2 separate regions of the Homo sapiens genome follow, and region 1 is linked to region 2. Evidence: chromatin contacts called from ENCODE Hi-C or POLR2A ChIA-PET data. All regions are on one chromosome and are shown on one strand. The core of a region is the stretch at or near the end of the contact, and the rest is flanking DNA. Distances in the headings are between cores, read along the strand shown. Region 1 holds the start of PRKG1-AS1 (PRKG1 antisense RNA 1). Region 2 holds the start of CHAT (choline O-acetyltransferase).

Evidence for each region. A loop is a pair of places that touch in the nucleus more often than their neighbours do. ChIA-PET counts read pairs that join two places held with the same protein, here RNA polymerase II (POLR2A). Pooled maps may share reads with other maps.
Region 1: a loop to region 2 is called in a map of naive thymus-derived CD4-positive, alpha-beta T cell, with 12 times the contacts of the local background. The contact joins the promoter of PRKG1-AS1 here to the promoter of CHAT in region 2. A Hi-C loop is called at or near these places in 1 of 168 maps with a recorded cell type or tissue (naive thymus-derived CD4-positive, alpha-beta T cell) and 4 of 50 pooled maps. POLR2A ChIA-PET finds 5 or more read pairs at or near these places in 1 of 52 experiments (Panc1).

The regions. Positions count from the first base shown.
Region 1 is chr10:52,312,393-52,315,737 of GRCh38, forward strand. It overlaps PRKG1-AS1 (PRKG1 antisense RNA 1), which reads right to left and starts at 1,736. Exons shown (of 6, transcript NR_038277.1): 1 at 1,242-1,736; 2 at 1,006-1,093. It overlaps DKK1 (dickkopf Wnt signaling pathway inhibitor 1), which reads left to right and starts at 1,889. Exons shown (of 4, transcript NM_012242.4): 1 at 1,889-2,285; 2 at 2,531-2,693. The coding sequence starts at 2,043.
Region 2 is chr10:49,612,489-49,615,554 of GRCh38, forward strand. CHAT (choline O-acetyltransferase) reads left to right here and starts at 1,549. Exons shown (of 15, transcript NM_020549.5): 1 at 1,549-1,987. The coding sequence starts at 1,702. SLC18A3 (solute carrier family 18 member A3) reads left to right here. Exons shown (of 1, transcript NM_003055.3): 1 at 1-232. RefSeq lists an enhancer at 1-588.

The sequences.
Region 1 (3,345 bases), core at 486-2,985, 2.7 Mb after region 2:
ACGCATTGATTCCTGACAGGATAATTTCCTGGACAGATGGAATTTGGGATGGGAAGGACACTAATATAACTAGGGTACCATTCAAGAATTGTTTAGATGATCTTCTTAATATTACCTTTGAAACTGAAGGAACTAGAACACAGACCATAGTAAATTGTGTTTTAATTACTCCTTCTCCCAGTAAACTTTAGGATTTTTTTACTTTAAGATTGTCACTGGCTTTACTTGGTGGTGGCCCCAGTTCTGACTATAGTAGGTCAGCATGTGGAGTCATTATAGACAGCCTAAATCTATACAGCTTAGAGGAAGACAAAATAAATATATCTTACTCTTTTTTAATTCAATAGTGATTATTCAATCATCTCTCCCTTTTCCAAACTCACAAAACAGTTGCTTATTTTCTGACACTTATAATATCAACCTGTTTTTAAAAGAATTATGTATGCTTTTATATTTATTGCTATAATTTTATTGTTACTACATCTTTTATTATTACTGTAATTAGAATAAAGAGAACTTTATTATTTAAAATGAGAGCTGTGTCTCATAAATATTTGTATTCACTGTGCCCCTCCCCCCACCACCCATCTCACCAAAAAATTTAAAAAATAAAAATAAGGTAACAACCCAGAGGGCAGCCCAATGCCAGGGCTCTAGGCTTCCAATAAGTTTTTGTTGAATTAAATAGATCATTTCCCATTTATAAGCATGACATCATTCTTATACACCAGCCTTACTTTATTATATCCACACACCAATTTCAATGACGTCAAATTCACTTTCTAATTCACTTTCAGCTCTTCTTCTCCTCAAGGTTGTTTCTTTTCTCCCTAGAAAGGGTATTGCGTGGTCCCGTGCAAGGTAAGACTTGGGAGCAAACCCTGCATTCGGAAGCGTTGCGATGTGATATACTAATGAGGAAGTCAGGCGCTAAGCCCTAAGGGTTTCTTATTTCTCCACATTAGCCCACCACTGAGAAGGGAGAACCGGGGAAAGGCGACTGACCTGGCACGTTGGACCCTGTCCGCTTTGGTCCCGGCCACTTTGATCTCACGCGTCTGCCTAATCAAGTTCATCTACCGCCGCGATTGCCCTGATTCAAAGAACAACATTAAATGGTTTGATTATCGGATGGTCATTTCCCTCTTCCCTCCACCCCTGATCTAATTTCTAAACGCCAGTCTCTCGCCTCCCTCTCTAAACTTCCCATCAAAAGAGAATTAGCTCTTCTTCCTTCTTACCCTCGTTTGATGTGCAAATTTCCTTCTCTTTGCACATTTTTCTCGCAGTGGCGGGGGGAGGTGGGGGAGGAGGGCAACTGAAGGACCTCAAAGCCGGGGATCTAACTCAGATCTGCAAACTGCGACTCTAAAGGGTTAATGAGCAACTTGCACCCGCCACCTGGCCCTCTCAGAGGCGTCTTGCTAGAGCCATTGAATTACAGACCGGTTTGTATTTAATACTGAATATGACTTGTGTGCACAGTCAGCGAGTATTGGCATAAAGGAGAGGGGCAAAAAGTGCTTTTGCAGAGCCTATCACCCCTCGGCTCTGTAAAGTATTTCAGATCCGGATAATTCAACCCTTACTGCCAGGCAAGGGCACCCAAGTTCCCAGAGTTCCTGCTGCCGCCTGCATTTATTAAAGTCGTCTGCTATAACGCTCGCTGGTAGCCTTCACCCCGAAGGTGAGCCGGGCCAGCCGAGCGACTAAGCAAGGGAGGGGCGGGGTGAAGAGTGTCAAAGGCCCCCCTTCATGTACACAAACACACCCCCTCCCAGCCCCTCCCAGCGCTTTGAAATCCCATCCCGGCTTTGTTGTCTCCCTCCCAAGGGGCCGGAATGCTCCGGGCCCGCGGTATAAAGGCAGCCGCGGTGGCGGTGGCGGCGCAGAGCTCTGTGCTCCCTGCAGTCAGGACTCTGGGACCGCAGGGGGCTCCCGGACCCTGACTCTGCAGCCGAACCGGCACGGTTTCGTGGGGACCCAGGCTTGCAAAGTGACGGTCATTTTCTCTTTCTTTCTCCCTCTTGAGTCCTTCTGAGATGATGGCTCTGGGCGCAGCGGGAGCTACCCGGGTCTTTGTCGCGATGGTAGCGGCGGCTCTCGGCGGCCACCCTCTGCTGGGAGTGAGCGCCACCTTGAACTCGGTTCTCAATTCCAACGCTATCAAGAACCTGCCCCCACCGCTGGGCGGCGCTGCGGGGCACCCAGGCTCTGCAGTCAGCGCCGCGCCGGGAATCCTGTACCCGGGCGGGAATAAGTACCAGACCATTGACAACTACCAGGTGAGAGGGGTCGGGCACTCAGAGGATGCTCTGACCTTGAAAGGGTCCTATCTGGAGACGAGGGAGTAGAACGTGCTGAATGTGTGCGGTTCAGGGAGCATTTGGTAACCCTGCATTTGGGAGCAGTGGGCAGTAACAGGTTTTGGAGAGGTGGACAGATAAGGACTGTGATCAGCGCCCGGGTCCAAGAGGGCGGGTACCTGGACGTCTGGGTGCCTCACCCTCTCCCCGAACCCTTCCCACAGCCGTACCCGTGCGCAGAGGACGAGGAGTGCGGCACTGATGAGTACTGCGCTAGTCCCACCCGCGGAGGGGACGCAGGCGTGCAAATCTGTCTCGCCTGCAGGAAGCGCCGAAAACGCTGCATGCGTCACGCTATGTGCTGCCCCGGGAATTACTGCAAAAATGGTGAGTCCTGAAAGCTCCCTTTCACACTAAAACTGTCCAGCCTTTGAGCGTCTATGAATTGGGCGGGGGCGGGGGGTTGGGGGGGGTGGGGGGAGAAATCTCCGCCCTGAGAACACTGCGGCGCCACCTGCAAATGGGTGTTCAGCATGCAGGATTCCGCTGAAGTATCTTCATTGCAAGTGTTTAATCGGGAAGAAGAGAGAAGTTGGGAGGTCTCTGAGGTCCTTATCTTCCTCCGTGTCCCTCAATGATTCAATACAACGGTTCACCTCGTAGTGGACTCTTCCATAAAAATTTGTCTGGGGAGAACCTTGAGGTCAATTGAGAAGGGGGATGATGAGGAGGACGATGGGATCATACAGATATCAAAGAAACCAGCTTTGGCGTTCAGCTGTCCTTTTCATTTTTCTTATTGTGATTCTCACAGTTTTGCCAGACTGGCCTCGCCTTCTGATTTTTGCTGAAACTGTTGTCAGCCAGAGGACTGATTTATCTGCATTGGCCATTTTTAAGAGAGATCTTGGTACCCTCACAACTTGACTTCTCCATCCTTCCCCCTCCCTCTACCCTCTGCTGCCTTAATATAAGTACTCCTCCCCCCAACCACAGATCCACTAACTTTTAATTTTTCAAAAGGTGGATTTAGACAGCT
Region 2 (3,066 bases), core at 299-2,798:
TGTGACCCGTTCCATATCCCTTTCTCTCTTGTCCAATGGGGCTTGGAGCACCGAGGCCAGCGAAGCCATCGCGCTCCTTGCGGAGGTGAAGAGGACCCTGAGTCCCCACCTGCGGCTCCCCTGTGTAGAGCCTGCATCTGTCTGTCCTTCCTTCCATTGCTCCCAGTGCCAAACTTGGGCCGCTGCACCGCGGCGCCTCCGCCCAAATCAATAAACTGTGTCTGTCCCAGGAGGCCGAGTCTCTTTACTGGTGGGGGGTGCGTGGAGGCGCGCAGGGCCAGAGCAGAGGGGAGGGTGAACTGGGTCTCCAAGTCCCAATCCAGACCTAAGCCAAACTAACACGTAGGCACCTGTAGCTGTTTTTCTACCTGGAAAAGGGGATAGGAAGGAAGCAAACCCAACAAAGGCTGTCACCCACGGTCACCAAGGAGCACCATGCTCCCCTCAGCCCAGGATAGACCCTCTTTTCCAGGCCTAGCGCAGAGCCCGGGGATGCCGCCCGGGGGAGCCTGAGGACCCGCTCCAGCTAGGCACGCCAGGCCCCGCCCTTTGAGGACACGCCCCACACCAGCCTCAGAGCTCTGAGGTGCCTGGGCTGAGCTTCCCTTCAGACCAGAATCCCGCCCCGTTGAGGCTTTGAGAAAGGAGTAGGAGCCGAGCATTCCGGCAGAGGAAGAAAAACGGCCCATCTTTTAGAGTCCGACCTCTGGAAATGTGTGTATGATGTGATGTGTGTGTTCATTAGAGAACTTGTCCTAGGAGGAGTGGGGGAGCCGTGGTTGGTGTTTGCTGTATCCCTGTCAGTCCCGAGGGTCTGAGTCTTGAAGGGAGAGATGCGAGTGTGGGATCTGGTGCCAACCCCCACTGCCACCCTGTCCTGAGTGGGAGCAGCGGCCCAGGACTGTCAGGAAAGTTTCCCATCCTTAGTCCCAGCCCTGAGAGCCTCAAGCCAGCGTTCGCGCAACACTCCATGTCCCGAAGACCGTAGTCTGATGATCGAGGCAGAGTCTTCCCATCATAGCGTGAAGAGGCGGCTGGTCAGGGTCGCCTGTGTGTTAGCTGCGCCTGTGAGGGTCTGCTCTGCTGTTGTGCGCATGTCTGTCCTCGATCTGCGAGTCGGGCTGTGTGTGCCTGGGCGGAGTCTGCCTTTGTCGGTCTGTCTGTGCTATTTCTGTGTGGGGGTCTCTATCTGGGGTGGGGGATGCTTTTGTCTGAGAGGAGAGCCTGCCTCTTGCCGCAGTCCTTAAGCATCCTCAGGTCTGCCATCAGGATTGTCCCAAGTCTGTAGCACCCCACCTCTGCTCCCCACCCCATAGTGCCAGCAGGAATGGGATGGTAACAGAAAGGGAAGTCCTGCAGTGAATATTGATCCCAGTTATTGTTTCTTATTATTATTTTGAAAGATGGTGTAGCAGGGTTTGAGACTGGCCTGGATGGTGGGGAGAGGAGGGCAGCGAGCAGAGACTTCCTCAGACCCAACCCTCTCCAGGATTCAGCAGCAGCACCCCAAGGCTGGAATAATGGGGTTGGGGAAGTGCGGTGACTGGGAAATGCTGAGCTAGGGGCAGGAGGCATGGGCGGGACAGTGTTCTGTGCCCCCTTCTAGAGCCTAAATTTGTTGCCCGAGTTCCTCCGGGAAGCGCTCCGGGTAGATTCTGGGGGCCGGGAGCTGAGATCCCTGGGCGGGGAGCTGGGGAAGGGATGGGGCTGAGGACAGCGAAGAAGAGGGGGCTTGGGGGAGGGGGGAAATGGAAGAGAGAGGAGGGAGGAGGTACAAGAGGAAGGAGAGAAGTGCGGCCAGCTTGCTTTCTCCAGTCGGGTGGCCGCGGGGACCCGGGCGACGTCGGAGGCCCTGCCGGGAACCCAGGCTGCAGCCCCCACCCCCGCGCTGCGACACGCCCCCCACCCCTTCCGGCTCACACCCCCGCCCACACTCCTGAGTGGTGCGGTGCAGCGTCGGCCGAGGCAGCAGAGCCGAGGAGAGCAGGTGAGAAGAAGGGCTGGGCTGGGCTGGCGGAGCGCGGTGCCGGGAGCAAGGGCGGCGGTCGGGGGCTCTATCCAGGGACAGCACCGGGGCCGAGAGGCCCCAGGACTCGTGGAGTCCTCTGAGTCCTGCGCAGCAGCGGCCGTCGGGGGTCAGCTAGGAAGCTGCAGGATTGCGTTGCTTCGGTGCCTGGGCTTGGGGAGGCTTAACCATCAGGGCTTCGGGACTCCAAGCGCATGTTCTCACTTCACTTGGCCCAGCATCTGCTAAGTGACCAGGTCCGCGCTTTCTGTGTCTAGTCGGAGGGTCCTTGGGTCTGACCCGACTCGCCTGAATTGCTGGTTGGCAACCGCTTCTCCCGGGAGCAGGGGGTGGGGAAGGAGGAGCAGTGGCTGGTGGCAAGTCTGAGCCAGGACATAGCCGATGACAGCCTGTGAATGACCGGCCAGACTGGGGTTGGACCTTCGGGGCAGAGCAGGCAGCCCTTGGAAAGCCAGGCTGGCAGGAGCATGGGTGGGAGGCACAAAACACAAACAGACATATATACACATACATCCTCTAGGCATCTGCCCAGGAGTGATGGAGGAAGAAGAGTTGGTAGGTGGGACCACCAGGAAACCATCCCACCCAGCTCTGCCTTCTTCAAGCTCAGGGTCCCTGAAGCCTGACTAGTGTCTCCCGAATGGGGGGGAGGGGGGGGCTCTGGGCCAGAGCAAAAGGAGGCATTGGCTGCATGGTCTGTAGGGCCTTTACCAACCTGACCTTGTCCTTGCTGTCCTCTCAAAAGACTGCCATGCTCCGGTGAATCCTCACCAGGACGCCACCTCTTTCACTTTGCAGTTGGGGGCAGCCCCTACGAACCCACAGCACTGGGAGGCGTGGGAACAAGCCTGTGGAGAGTGTCCCTGCACTGTGCCAGCAAGGGCTTTACATTCTCTGCCCAGCACTGCAAGGCAGCCCCAGGCTCCTCCATCCTTGGGCCTGGTTCATCCATCTTTCTGGACTCTCTGTTCCTGGCAACAACCCTGCCAGGTGCCCATACATGGGCGGTGCTTGCCTCTGGGTAGGGGTGGTGTTGGGTG